Linked DNA regions of Homo sapiens: regions 1 and 2 are each linked to region 3. A link is a loop called in an ENCODE intact Hi-C map of the cell type or tissue named here. Cell type or tissue: IMR-90. All regions are shown on one strand.

Region 1 (5,000 bases), 370 kb before region 3:
TATGAGTAAATAACTCATTACTATGATTTGAATGTGTCTCCCAAAAAGCATGTATTGGAAACCTAATCCCCAGTGCAACAGTGTTGGGAGGTGGAGCGTATAAGAAGGTGATAAGACAGTGGGGGCTTGAGCTTTATAAATGGATTAATGCCACTATTGTAGGAGTGGGTTTGTTATCACTAGAGTAGGTTCATTATAAAAGGATGAATTCAGTCCTCTCTCTCTTCCCCCACTCCTTTCTCTGCCTCTCACCCAACCTCTTACCCTCCACTATGTGATGACACAGCAAGAAGGCCCTTGTAAGACGCCAACTCCTTGATCTTGGACTTTCCAACCACAACGGTAAGCCAAGACATTTCTGTCTTTGTAAGTAACCCAGACTCAGGTATTGTTACAGCAGCACAAAACTGATTAAGACACTCATTTTTCAGCCAGGTGGGTGGCTTGCACCTGTAATTCCAGCACTTTGGGAGGCCGAGGTGGGAGGATCACCTGAGGTTGGGAGTTCAAGGCCAGCCTGACAAACATGGAGAAACCCCATCTCTACTAAAAATGCAAAATTAGCCAGGCATGGTAGTGCATGCCTGTAATCCCAGCTACTCAGGAGGCTGAGGCAGGAGAATTGCTTGAACCGGGAGGTGGAGGTTGCGGTAAGCCAAGATTACACCATTGCACTCCAGCCTGGGCAACAAGAGAGAAACTGTCTCAAAATAATAATAATAATAATAATTCAAAGACACATTAGAAGATATGGAATTCATGTGATAAGCCATTTCTGAGTTTCAAAAATTGATCCCAAGCCTCCATACAAAAGAAAAAAGGAAACATACACCTAATGTATTGAAATAAAAATTTGTTAAAGACTTAAAAATCAACAGAGACACTAAGGAAAACCATATGTATTTTCCTCAGAAAACTAAAAATCAGAACTACCATATGATCCAGCAATTTCACTACTGGATGTATACCCAAAAGAAAGGAAATCAATATGTCAAAGAGATATCTGTACTCTTCTCTCATCTATATTGCAGCAGTATTCACATTAGCCAAAACATAGAATTCACATTAGCCAAAACATAGAATCAATCTAAGTCTCCATCAACAGATAAATGAACTTAAAAAATATGGTATATCTATACAATGGAATATTATTCAACCATAAAAAAGAATGAAAGTCTGTCATTTGCAGCAACATGAATGGAATTGTTGGTAATTATGTTAAATAAAATAAGCAAGGCACAGAAAGACAAATGTTACATATTCTCACTCATATGTGAGACCTAAAAAACTGGATCTCAGGAAGATAGAAAATAGTCTGATGGTTACCAAAGGCTGAGAAGGTACAGGGGAGGGGTGCATGAACAGTGGTTGATTTATGGGTTCAAAAATACAGTTAGATAGAAGAAATAAGACCTAGCGTTCAATAAATCAGTAAAGTAACTATAGTAAATAATATATTGTATATTTCCAAATAGCTAGAAGAGAATAATTTGAATGTTCCCAGCAAAAATAAAAGATAAATGTTTAAGGTGATTGATATCTCAATTATCTTGATTTGAAAATTCACATATTATATGACTGTATCAAAATATCACATGTACCCTGTAAATATATACATTATCTATCAATAAGTAATAATAACAATTACAACAGAGTTTCATTATGGGGAGATGAAAAATTTCTGAAATGAATGATTGTGATGGCTGTAAAACAATGTGAATGCACTTAATGCCACTGAACTGTATCCTTAAAATGGTTAAAATGGTAAATTTTACATTACGTATTTTTTTACCACGTAAAAATAAATTTTAAAATTTTAAAATCAAAAAATTATCTACAAAAGAGATAACTGGGGTGTGTGTGGATCCTTGATTTGCAACAAATGTGGCAAAACAAAGCAATAAGATGTGTTGTAAATCAAAAAAAAACAAAGGTGATTATCAACCAATTTAGAGGTTCATTCTGTCAAGATTGAAGGACACACTTGGGAAAGAGTAACACAAAATCACAGGAACATGTGTGATTCATGATTTCTCCAAAGACAGTTTTGAGTGCTTCAATATTTAAAGGGGAAAATGCAAGCAGGAGGGGAGGGAGGAAAGAAAAAAAAAAGCGGGAGTGTAGACAAATGAGACAAGAGGTTGCATTCTTTCGAGGCTATGAGTAATGTTCACTGAATCCACATGTTGCCTGTGGAAAGAAGGGGGTAGATGAATAGTCAGTTATGTATTCATCTCATGCTTAGTAAATCTGCACTTTACGTAAAATAAACATTGTGTAGAGGAATAAGTCAAACATGTATTTGTCTCAAGGTGGGCGATGGGATGATTTCTAGTCTCCTCTGATCCCATACCTATGAAGATAAGCCGTTATTTACGTTGTCAGGGTGAGGGAGGCCACCTGGGGAGACATCTGTTTAGGAAGAAAAGGGAAAGAAGTTTGTGTGTGTGTGACACAATTTCCAAGCTTAACTTTTTCTTTTAGCATAGTAAGTTTGAGGTTCTGAGATTTTATTTTCTTTCCACAGTGTCTTAATTCATTTAGGCTACTTTAGCAAAATACCACAGATACAGTGGCTTGTAAACAACAAAATTTATTTCTCACAGTGCTGGAGTTCAATATCGAGGTTCTGGCAGATTTCATGTCAGGTGAAGGCCCTCAGGTTTATAGAAGGCCATCTTTCTGCCATGTCCTCACATGGTCAAAGGGGCAAGAGAGCTCTTCAGGATCTCTTTTATAAGGACACTAATCCCATTTATGAGGACTTCACCCTAATGACATAATCACATCCTGAAGGTCTCACCTCCTAATACTATCACATTGTGGGTTAGAATTCAACATATGAATTTTTAGGGGGGGCACAAATATTTAGTTTATAGCAGGTATGGATGATTTTTTAAAATTACTTATATCACTAAACACACAAGGAAATAATTATAAACAAGAGTAGAGGCTGGGTGCAGTGGCTTACGCTAGTAATCCCAGCACTTTGGGAGGCCAAGGCCCACAGATAACTTGAGATCAGGAGTTTGAGACCAGCCTGGCCAACATGGTGAAACCCTGTCTCTCCTAAAAACACAAAAATTAGTAGCCAGGTGTGGTGGTGTGCACCTGTAGTCCCAGGTACTCAGGAGGCTAAGGCAGGAGAATCGCTTGAACCTGGGAGGCTGAGGTTGCAGTGAGCCGAGATGGTGCCACTGCATTCCAACCTGGGTGATGGAGCAAGACTCCATCTCAGAAAAAAAGAAAAAAAGTAAGAGTAGAAGCAGTATACAATTGCATATCCATATAAGACAAAAGGAAAGTTGGTCTCATATCAAAGACTAAACTAGATTCTTAGTAATTGTAAATCTGTATGTAAAAGGAAAAATAAAATAGAATTCCTAGAAGGTAATATAGGATAATAAATTTTGTGACTTGAGGTATCAAAAGTCTTTTTAAACAAGATTATAAAAGCATTAACCATAAAAAGTTGGTTTATAATTAGACCACATTAAAATTAAGAATATATTTTCATCAAAAATATCATTGAGAGAATTAAAAGAAAAGCCACAGAGTGAAGGATATGTATTAGTCTGTTCTCACACTGCTAAAAAAGACATACCCAAGACTGGGTACTTTATAAAGGAATGAGATTTAATCAACTCACAGTTCCACATGGCTGGGGAGGCCTCACAGTCATGGCAGAAGATGAATAAAGAGCAAAGTCACATCTTGCATGGCAGCAGGCAAGAGAGTTTGTGCAGGGTAACTCCCATTTATAAAACCGTAAGATCTCAAGAGGCTTATTCACTACCAGTAGAGCAGTATGGGAGAAACAACCCCCATGATTCAATTATCTCCACCTGGCCCTGCCCTTGACATGTGGAGATTATTACAATTCAAGGTGAGATTTGGGTGGGGGCACAGCCAAATTGTATCAAGATATTTGCTACAAATATAACTGAGATCATAAACTAAATTAGGCTCATATTTTGAACATATCTTAAAACCACACACACAAATCAGTAGAAAAATGACAAAGTATATGAAAAAAGTAAACAAAAAAAAGGAAACGTAAAACTGCTTGACCTTACTGACGGCCAGAGAAATTTAATGTAAAATCATAAGGAGTCAGCATTTTATCTCATTGGATTTCATTTTAAAAATTAAAATTTGACAATATCAAGTGTTAGAGAGGATATCAAGAATTCAGACTTTTGTCCTCTGCTGGTACATATGTAAATTGGTAGAGTTGCTTTGAAAAATGATTTTGTATCTCCTACTAAAGTTGGAGATGCATATGTCCTACATGCAACAATTCTCTAGACAAAGTCTTACATATATGCATCTGGGAACAAGTGCAAGTTTGTTCACAGCTGTATTTTTCTTTAGAGCAAAAAATGGGATGGGGGAGGAAATAATCAAGGATCAATCACTAATAGATCAGGTCAATAAATTGTGGTGTAGCAATGCAATAAAATAATATCTAGCAGAAAAAATACAAATATAAAATATTGAGGCAAAAAAGGAAGTCACAGAGGAATATATACTATGTGAATTCAATATATAATTTATAATTCAAAAAGAGGAAAACTAAACTATATTTGCAGCACATAAAATAACTAGAAAGAAGGTATATGGAATGCAAACATAAAATTCAGATGGGGAGAGCGTCAGGGGAATCCTATTACTAAGGAATAAGTAGGCTTCAGCGCTATTTGTTGATGTAGGCAACATTCTCTTTATTAAGCAGTAGATACACACTCTTTTGCATGCATGACATATTTCATAATGAAAAAATATATTAAACCCTCAGTGGAATTCCTTCTCATTGCCCTAAGAATAAAATTCAGAATCATAACTTTGATGTATAAAAATCAACATGATCTGGCCTCTGCCTTCCTAATCACCTGTATCTCATCCTGGGCTTTCCCAAGTTGACTGCACTCCAGTCCTGCAGACTTCTTTCAGTTCCTTTAACACTCTAAGTTCATTCTCAACTTCTATTTTCTCTTCCC
Region 2 (5,000 bases), 140 kb before region 3:
TTGAAAAAGGTAATTTTTTTAAAAACACTCTCTTAAAAATAAATGTTGAATACTTTCGGTTTGCTACTAAGATATTTATTAAATTGAAGAACATTTCAATCTTAATAGACTGTTTATAAAAAATAATTAATTGGGTTTATTATTTTTTATAAAATCTGAAAATTACCATAATATGCCCTTTAAGTAAATGAAGATACTTTAAAAAACAGTGATTTATTTTGGAATTGTCTGTCACCCTTTCCTTCAGTACTACCTGCTCATTTATCCAAAGTACTTAGGAAGCTTTGGTGAATAATTTTCTTTTTTTTTTTTGAGACGGAGTCTTGGCTCTGTCGCCCAGACTGGAGTGCAGTGGCACGATCTCAGCTCACTGCAGTCTCCATCTCCCAGGTTCAAGCAATTCTCCTGCCTCAGCCTCCCAAGTAGCTGGGTCTACAGGGTCGTGCCGCCACGCCCAGCTCATTTTTGTATTTTTAGTAGAGATGGGGTTTCACCATGTTGGCCAGGATGGTCTTGATCTCCTGACTTCGTGATCTGCCCACGCTGGCCTCTCAAAGTGCTGGGATTACAGGCATGAGCCACTGCTCCGGCCTTGGTGAATAATCTTAAAACTATTTATTTCTGCCTTTGGTGTTTTAAGAAAACCGTGAGGCCAGGAGCAGTGGCTCATGCCTATAATCCCAGCACTTTGGGAGGCCAAGGCAGGAAGAATCACTTGAGCCCAAGAGTTCAAGACCAGCATAGGCAACATAATGAGACCCCATCTCTACAAAAAAATAGAAAAATTAGCCAGGCATTGTGTTGCATACCTGTAGACCCAGCTGCTTGGGAGGCTAAGGCAGGAGGAATTGATCGAGCTCAGTCAATCAAGGCTGATTGAGGGAGGTTAGGGCTTCAGTAGGCCGTGATCATGCTATCACACTCCATCCTGAGCAACAGTGAGACCCCGTCTCAACAAAAAGAAAAAGAAAAATGTGTTAAGCCATGAGTCTTATAACACAGCATTAGTGTCTAAGGAGATATGTGTTGTGGGAGTAGTAGATAAGATTACAGTATTTAATCTTCATTTCTTTATTTAGATACTATGGATAATTGGGATGAGAAAAAGCTGGAAGAAGTAGTGAACAAGAAGCACGGTGAGGCGGAAAAGAAAAAACCAAAAACTCAAATAGTATGTCCTTTTCTTGAATTGAGTTGCTGTGATATTTATCATTAGGGAGAATTATGTGGCAAGGTATTTGCTGCTATTTTCTATTAGATTATTCTGTAAGTTACTGGAAAATTTGATTTCATCAAGATAAGGTACACGAAGCTTTATTTTTGGAATTTACAAGTTAGATTTTATAGATTCTTGTTCAGAAATAGCTGAACAAGAATAAAACTATGTTACTGAAGTCCTTTAAATGCCATTTTCTGAGGTGAACGTTCTCAAATATGGATAAACAAAATTACATATCCAGACAAAAATCCCTATTTTTTTGCACAGAGTGGAAGGAGGCCTGTTAAACTAACCCACTTAATAATGTATTTAGTTTTAATAGGGATAGATTTTTAAATTTTAAGGTTTAAAATATTTCTACATATGAATTCCAAAATGAATTTTTGGTAGGTAGTGGCTCTAATTCCAGGAAATGTACCTTTAAAAATTGGTTCTTGATGTCTCAAACTTTGCATTTATGTCTATATTTATAGTGAAGTTACAGTAAAAAGTCTTGCTGTGCTAGAATAATTCTAAATACTACATTCATACACATCTGTTATGTTTGTTTTTGGGGGCGGATACTGTTTGTTAATTTTCTCTTACTTGCAAAGCTTAATACTTGAGGCTTAAATACAATTGTATCTTCTATCCATGTTGTGAAGGGTCACTCTCTTTGTGTTCCTTTTGTACCTTGCTCCTGTATACTGCTTGTGATTCATTTTTATTTAGGAAAGATCAAACCAAAGAAAATCATTTATTCTATTTATTTTATTTTTGAGGCGGAGTTTTGCTCTTGTTGCCCAAGCTGGAGTGCAGTGGCGCAATCTTAGCTCACTGCAACCTCTGCTTTCCGGGTTCAAGAGATTCTCCTGCGTCAGCCTCCCAAGTAGCTGGGGTTACAGGCATGTGCCACCACGGCCAGCTAATTTTTTGTATTTTTAGTAGAAGTGGAGGTTCACCATGTTAGCCAGGCTGGTCTTGAACTCCTGACCTCAGCAGGTGATCCGCCCGCCTCGGCCTCCCAAAGTGCTGGGATTATAGGTGTAAGCCACAACGCCTGGCCTGATTTTATTTTTTATAGCTAATTGTATATTCTGATTCGGGGGCGTACATTTACAAAGGGTAACTGAAACAAGTAAGTCATTTTCGTATGATTTAGAATTTAGAACAAATGAAAACTGTATAGATTCCCCTTTAAGGGAATTTGCCATTGTTCTACATATTTTAAGATAAACTTCTGTTGCATTTCTGCACAGAATAGAGGCTAGACAGAGCACCCTTATGTGCAGAAATGAATAGAATGTACTTGTGTAATATAACGTACTTGTGTGTATACTTGTTCCATATACTCAGGCATTTACCTTGGAAATGGCCTACACTGAGCCACCGCTTGTGAATAATATTGTCTCTATAGGTGTGCAAGCATTTCCTGGAAGCTATTGAAAACAACAAGTATGGCTGGTTTTGGGTATGCCCTGGAGGGGGTGATATTTGCATGTATCGTCATGCACTTCCTCCTGGATTTGTGTTGAAAAAAGATAAAAAGAAAGAAGAGAAAGAAGATGAAATTTCATTAGAAGATCTAATTGAGAGAGAGGTAACTGGTATCCTTTTCCTACCATAAAAACTGAAAGCAGTATTTATTGTGAAATTCTAATACTTACCACTTGGGGCAATAGCCTTTTATGAAAGGAAAAAAAAAATATTGTGATCTATTCCCAAAGTTGCCCTACTTTAATTATTCTTGTATGTGTAAAATGTTAACCTAGCCATAAACATTAGCCAATCATGACATTAATTTTAGGATTGTGAAACAGTCTTTTAAGTACTAGCTAATGGCTTATCAAATTATTTCTGTAAGATTGAGTTACTAAAAATGCTTAGTTCTCAGATTGGTTGAATTTTTATAGTTTTAGATTTTTCGCCCTGATATCTTTTTTCACTAGTATATTAGTTATTAGCATATGTACGGAAGAAGACAACACTCTAGTTTTTAAATTATATGTTTTATCAGCTCTGGACTCAAAACACTCACTCTGCTTATAGAAGGGAATGAGTCTGAAGAGGATATTCAGCTACTTGTCTTTGGCTCCGTACAAAACACAGTTTTATTCTATGAAAATTTTGAGATTATTAGAAACATTAGATTTAGGGTTGCATATTAAAAACTATATCCATTTTGCCTTATTATTTAGTGTCTCACTCAGGATATAACACACTATAATAGAAAATGTAGACTTCAGAATCAGGTATATTTGAGATGGTTTGTATACTGGTTCTGACACTTGTTAGCTATTCATCTTTGGTAAATTCCCCATTACCCTTTGTTCACCTATTTGTGGGGATCAGTGCATAGTGTGTGTAAAGCATTTAATACCTGGCAAGTGTTCAGCAAATTTTTTGTTCTATATATTTATTATTTGATTATTGGCCCTGAGGAGTAGGTGTTTGTTTGTTTGTTTGTTTGTTTAGTTTTATTTCTCATCTTCTCAGGAACACAAATGAAACTTGGATATTGTTATGGTGCTTTTTATAATATATTTATTATTTTCAGCAATTGATTCATGTTAAAACAATTTCTTATGACAAGTTACTCATCTTCAATGGTGAGAAGAAATCTAGCTCAGAATAATATATTTTTAGTGTTTGTATCTCTGGATACTCATTTTGCTCATTGCCACGTAAAGTAAAAAAATACATAAATTAGCTTATTCCAATGTAATATCTTCAGGATAGTCATGGGCAAGGAATTAATCACATTAAGAGATAACTGCAACTAAGCACTATTTGAGGTGACTTCTGTGGAAAAAAAATTAATTCTTTACCATTGCAGCGTTCTGCCCTAGGTCCAAATGTTACCAAAATCACTCTAGAATCTTTTCTTGCCTGGAAGAAAAGGAAAAGACAAGAAAAGATTGATAAACTTGAACAAGATATGGAAAGAAGGAAAGCTGACTTCAAAGCAGGGAAAGCACTAGTGGTATGTCTCAGGCTCACCCAAACTGATTCTTTATTCTTCCATTTTCAATTTCTGTGTCATGCAAGATTTTGTTTCTATTTCATCAGTGACAAGGAATGTTTAGATTTTTGTCCTGAGTTGATATATTTGTGTGTCTCAATAGATCAGTGGTCGTGAAGTGTTTGAATTTCGTCCTGAACTGGTCAATGATGATGATGAGGAAGCAGATGATACCCGCTACACCCAGGGAACAGGTGGTGATGAGGTAAGAGGAAGCTTTGTGCCTCATCTCCTTATGTTAATTGAAAGAAACAATAGAAAATACCACAACATGGTTAAGAGCCACCAACATCAGAGCCACAGTGCCTGGGTTCAAATCCTTACTCCAACCATGGGAAATTAATCTAGGCCTCCACCCTCATCTAATATGGACATAATGATTATCTCTACATCATAGTTTGTGAGAATTAATCGAGTTCATGAATTAGTAGTTCTTTATACAGCTTAGGACAGTGCCTAGTATGTGGTTGAGTGCTATATGTATTACCTGTAAAAAGTATGTTTTGTCCTCCCTCTAAAAGAGAGAGTTATTTTTTGGTTAATATTTTATGCTTAAAAGTTATGGGACAAGTGCACTAATTTAAAACTGCAGTGTAGGGAGCATGAGACAATAGCACAGTCATTTGGTTGTTGACAGATTTAGTAATAACAGATAACTTACTGTTGATTTTTTGTGTACTTACAAAATTCTGGCCTCTGGGTTGAAAGAAAAAAATTGTACTCTATATATAAAAATGTGATGGCAGAGGAAGAAGTTTCATATACCACCTTGCTATTCTT
Region 3 (5,000 bases):
ATATTTCTCAGCTAAAAAAATGCTAGTACTTTTTAAGTATTAGACATTTCTCTGCGAGTACAGGCATTTTATAATATTCTCTGTTGTATGTCTCAAAGAATTATACCATAAGTTGGTAATGATGAATAAACATTTAAACAGTAGGTAGAGAAAAATCTTTCTCAAAGTTTGCAGATCTGGGATTCAAGCCTTTTTGTTCAGTTGAGATTGTTGGGCTTTGGGATAGGATTGACAGGCTGACTGACTAGACTCATGGTCCCCAGAAACCTCCTCCCATTTGTATGGCAGTCAAGATTGATGCACAACCTGGAGGGCCCTGCAGTTGACAGGCAGTTAGGGTTGCTGCAGGGGTGGTCCCTTTGTTCCGTTTTGACTTCTCCAGCTCAAGCAGCTTCTCCTGTCTGGTGACCATGTATGAGTCTGGATCCTACTGCATGCACTCAATGATACTTGCTTTATTCCTCCTTCCACTATTGGGAAGTGGGGGTGGCTAGAGAGGAGTGGGAAGCGTGGCTTTTAGATGAGGACAAACCTGGGTTTTCCATGCTCAATCTGTTATTGCATTGGATAAGGTATTTGCTGCTGAAAATCTGTTTCTTATTTATAAAAATAGGGATGCTGACAACTTCCTCATGGGACAGTTGTGAGAATCAAAAGAAAACATTCGAATCATAGTGCCCGGGACAAAGTGTGTCTCAGTAAATGCCATCCTTTCTTTACACTTCCAAGCCAAACACCATAGGTGACTAAGGCCCATGAATATTATTCTGTTACATAGTCGGCACATCAACCTTGTACCCCAAACACAGTATATTTTATTTCACAAGCTCTGAACTTGTTATTTAATACAGAACACACCTTTCATTTTCCCAATTACACTGTATCAACCCAAAATAGATAATGCAGGAATCTCCCTTATCATTCTCCCTTGATATCTGAGCCAATCAAATTTGAGAAGCATTGCTAACTTTCCTTTTTTGGTTTGTTGACTCATTTTTCACCTTACTTTATATTTAATCTGTCATCTCTTTTAGTTTTGTTTTGCACTTTCAGCTCTCTTTAGAGCTTTCCTTTTTCACATTTATTTACAGCTAAGCTGCTCATCCTATGCAAGCCTGTGGTCTCCTGTGGTAGGGAAGAGGACATTTCTGCTCCCTGTGCATTATAAGCTCATAATAAACCCAAACACATTTGTACTGTGTGTGATTCAAAAGCAAAATCATGTGGCAAGTAATCTATAGAGATATGACACAAAAATGAGCTCCTTTCCATATCTTTCCAAACAGTAATTTTTAAACAGTAGTAGTAGTTACACATAGGGGAGCCAATTATTATCTGTTATTAATAATTATTATCTATTATCCTCATGACATAGGCATCCATATAAAACTTGTTGGGTTCAATCACAACATTTGTCTGTGACTATATATCTTTGTTAGTGTGCTTGTGTCTGGTATGTTTTGGGAAGTGGAGAGAAAGGGAGATAGTAGGGTAGGCCTGAGAAGGAGAATTGATAGTCCTTAGACTTAAATGTCATATATCAACAACACTGGAAGGATATACATGTAATATATTGTGTATATACATGTAATATATTGTGTCCATGATCTAGGAAAACAACAAGCCTCATTACCTGATTGTCATTGTGTTGGTAGAATAAACAAAAGACAAGACATTTAGATTGAAGCACTATATGCAGAGAAAAAAAATAACCCTATTTGGTACATATATTACAAATGTTAATTGTCTAAACTAATTGGATGAAATATAAACATTTCATTTTCATCTTTTTATCCAGATGGCTGCATATTTCGGATTTTCTGTAGCTGCCACTGACATTAATGGAGATGAGTAAGTTTAAAAAAAAATGTTTCCAGAAAGTTATCTTCTCATGTTTACGAATACTTTACTCAAACTAAACATTTTTTTCTTCTGTTTTTGTATTCCTTTTCTGCTAATCTTTCTGTTTAAGGAAACAATTTGAAGCAACCTTAATCATGAATTCTAGAAAACCTCATATGTTTGTTCTGTTTTTTTTCAGTAGCTTTTATAACATGAACAAATAAAGTAATTTTATGAATTATTCATAGTTTCTTAAAAGAATTAAAGGAAGTTTCAAATTTGAAATGAGTGCTCTGGTAATCATTTTGTGTTTCACTGTGGGTGTGAGAGATGCAGAAAGAGGAAAAGTGAGTTGTAGTAAGAAAGAAAATGCCTACTAAGACATGAAATTTGTTCTTGCTTTGGTGAGAAGTTTCTGTTCTTCTAGTTATGCAGATGTGTTTATTGGAGCACCTCTCTTCATGGATCGTGGCTCTGATGGCAAACTCCAAGAGGTGGGGCAGGTCTCAGTGTCTCTACAGAGAGCTTCAGGAGACTTCCAGACGACAAAGCTGAATGGATTTGAGGTCTTTGCACGGTTTGGCAGTGCCATAGCTCCTTTGGGAGATCTGGACCAGGATGGTTTCAATGGTAAGATCAAAGTTTAGCAGCTACAGGTCCCTGATTATCTGTGTCCACCTGGAAAAGTTCTGTAAGTCCATCTGTAGAAGTCTACACGAGCAAATCTCCTTCCTGGAAAGGTGGATTGTGTGTAAGTGAGTAACACACCAAATTTAAAGACAGTTTGCTATTTTTCTTTAAAAATCAGAGCAAAGATTTCAATAATGGACTCTCATGAGTTATTATTCACTTGGCCTCAAATTAGAAGGTCAGAATGATTACTTTCTGAAAGGAACCTTCATTACCCTGGTGCCTACTGCTAGCTGGTATGTGTTTCTGCATCCTGCTTAGCAGCAGTGCCCTCTTCTGTTCATTTGGCTACAAGTGTTAAAAAAAAATGCTTCCAGGCACATTGTCAAGGCAATGCTGACTAATGCATACCTCAAAGGTATGATTTGCCATTAATATTTTTAAAGCCATAACTTTGTTGTAGCTGTCCAAAATGTTCTAAGGGATGTTATATCTCCCTTTATGGTGGCATATTAAAAGTATAAGCCTATTCGTTTATAATAGTACCATTTTAATAGTTGTCGATATCTTTAAAAAGCAAAGTTAGCTTTTACTTTAGAACTCTTTTCAGAAACCTGAAATATAGGTTACAAATTACCAAGATTTTTTTTTTAATCTGTTAAAAACCTTTCTAGAGATCACAGAATGGATAGTTGAACTAGTTTGTGTAATCAACAGTATAGTAAGCCTATGCCCCCTTAAAACCTAAAGGAAAGGTATACATTAAGAAGAAAACTTTAAAAATACAGATGACTTGTTGTATGTCTCAAACAGTAGTGGAAAGGTAAATGTTGTTTGCCCTCAAGATTTCACACCTGTCTTGTGGGTAGGTGCTGTCATTTACTAGATGTGTCATCTGGAAGATTAACCGTAGTCATTTCTTTTTCTTTGTTTCTTTCTTTTTTTTCTTTTTTTTTTTTTTTTTGAGGCAGGGTCTCACTCTGTCACCCAGGCTAGAATGCAGTGGTGCAATCATGGCTCACTGCAGCCTCAACCTCCCAGGGTCAAGAGATCCTCCCACTTCAGCCTCCTGAGTAGCTGGGACTACAGGCTCCCACCACCTAGCCCAGCTTATTTTTTTTAGTAGAGCTGAGGTCTTCCCATGTTACCCAGGCTGGTCTCTAACTCCTGAGCTCAAGTGATCCTCCTGCCTTGGCTGTGCGAAGTGCTGGAATTACAGATGTGAGCCACTGTGCCTGGCCAACAGGAGAAGTTTCAGTGGTAGGGAACATCTACTCAGAGGTACATCTGCTACCTAAAATAGAGGCTTAAAGATTTTTACCACAAAGAGAACTTAGCATAAATCAAATGGAGCTATGGTATGAAGTTCATAATAAAATGTGAAAAGAACACTATATAACAGACCAAATCATTACTTAATCATAACAAAAGCTACATAGGAAATACAGGGCTAAGTTTGAGGTTCCATCATGAATAAAGTTAATGAATTCTTTGCTATGTAGCTGGGCCTCTGTCTCCCAGGTTTTCTGGGAAGCCTGGTCATGTGTGATCTTCACCTTGTCTTGATGTTATTCCAGTTACTTTAAAGAAAGTTTTCTCATTACTGTGATCTAGCCAACATCTCTTCCAGCTTTCTAAGTTTTTGTTATAATGTGTCGTCTGTCAGTAGAACAAATATAGACAACAGCTTTAAAAAATGTGAAGTTTTACAATGATTTTACAAAGGGCTAAAATATAGATAAAATCATCCATAGAGGATGATTATGGTCTCCCAAGGTTTCTCCTTGGGTCTTACTGTAGCAAATAGTAGATTGTGAATGATAATGTCTTTAGTGAAAAATTATCTGAGCTGTATTTATGTATAGTATTTAGTACATATGTGCAAATATAGTTACATTATACATGTATATGTTCTATTAGTTATGTTAGATCTTTTGTTGTTGTTCATACATGAAGACATTAAGTGTCATTGTTCCTGTATTCCTATATTCCTCTCTTTCCACCTACCCCCACCCTAGGCATCATCAAGAGGGATATTGAAAACAAAACAATAAAGTTATGTTCCAAAATTTTATATAGCCCCAAGGTAATTATGTGCAGTTTTTTATCAGTACTTTTCCAGAAAAAGCAGAGGAAAAAAAAGAAAAGCAGGAAAGAGCATCTAAAATGATCAAAGGAAGAAATCAATTGCATGAATGTGTAGGATTTTCCAGACTCGACAGATGATAGCGAAGAGAGAAGATGATTAACATGTATAAAATAATGAAACGTTTAGGAAAGTTACAGATAATTTTTATTAAACAGTCACTCAACGTTGGAGCCATCTTTTGTTGCAAAATTATGTTTTAATGAATACTTTATTTATTATTTGTTGAGACAGGGTATTGCTCTGTCACCCAGGCTGGAGTGCAGTGGTACAATCACAGCTCACTGCAGACTCGACTTCCCAGGCTCAAGCAATTCTCATACCTCACCCTCCCAAGTAGCTGGGACTACCAATGTGCACCTCTGTGCATGGCTGATTTTTG

Evidence for each region. Hi-C counts contacts between places; a loop is a spot of excess contacts. Peaks named below come from ENCODE experiments on the same cell type or tissue, not always from the same donor. Only the 100,000 strongest peaks of a DNase experiment are listed, where the experiment ranks them.
Region 1: a loop joins it to region 3, with 4 times the contacts of the local background. A loop is called at or near these places in 4 of 110 quality-filtered maps.
Region 2: it touches region 3 in a loop (7-fold over the local background); 103 of 110 quality-filtered maps call a loop at or near these places.

The regions. Positions count from the first base shown.
Region 1 is chr2:186,272,998-186,277,997 of GRCh38, forward strand. No RefSeq gene overlaps it. Among named protein-coding and RNA genes, the nearest start is that of LINC01473, 190 kb to the left of the region's middle. In IMR-90, no CTCF peak of the experiment used is centred here; a DNase peak (open chromatin) is centred at 2,174.
Region 2 is chr2:186,501,417-186,506,416 of GRCh38, forward strand. It overlaps ZC3H15 (zinc finger CCCH-type containing 15), which reads left to right. Exons shown (of 10, transcript NM_018471.3): 4 at 1-9; 5 at 1,080-1,171; 6 at 2,616-2,798; 7 at 4,035-4,181; 8 at 4,324-4,425. Among named protein-coding and RNA genes, the nearest start is that of ZC3H15, 18 kb to the left of the region's middle. In IMR-90, a CTCF peak has its summit at 2,869; no DNase peak of the experiment used is centred here; H3K27ac peaks cover 149 bases.
Region 3 is chr2:186,639,117-186,644,116 of GRCh38, forward strand. ITGAV (integrin subunit alpha V) reads left to right here. Exons shown (of 30, transcript NM_002210.5): 11 at 1,799-1,851; 12 at 2,270-2,472. Among named protein-coding and RNA genes, the nearest start is that of ITGAV, 52 kb to the left of the region's middle. In IMR-90, a CTCF peak has its summit at 2,802 (motif pointing left); a DNase peak (open chromatin) is centred at 2,815; H3K27ac peaks cover 1,498 bases.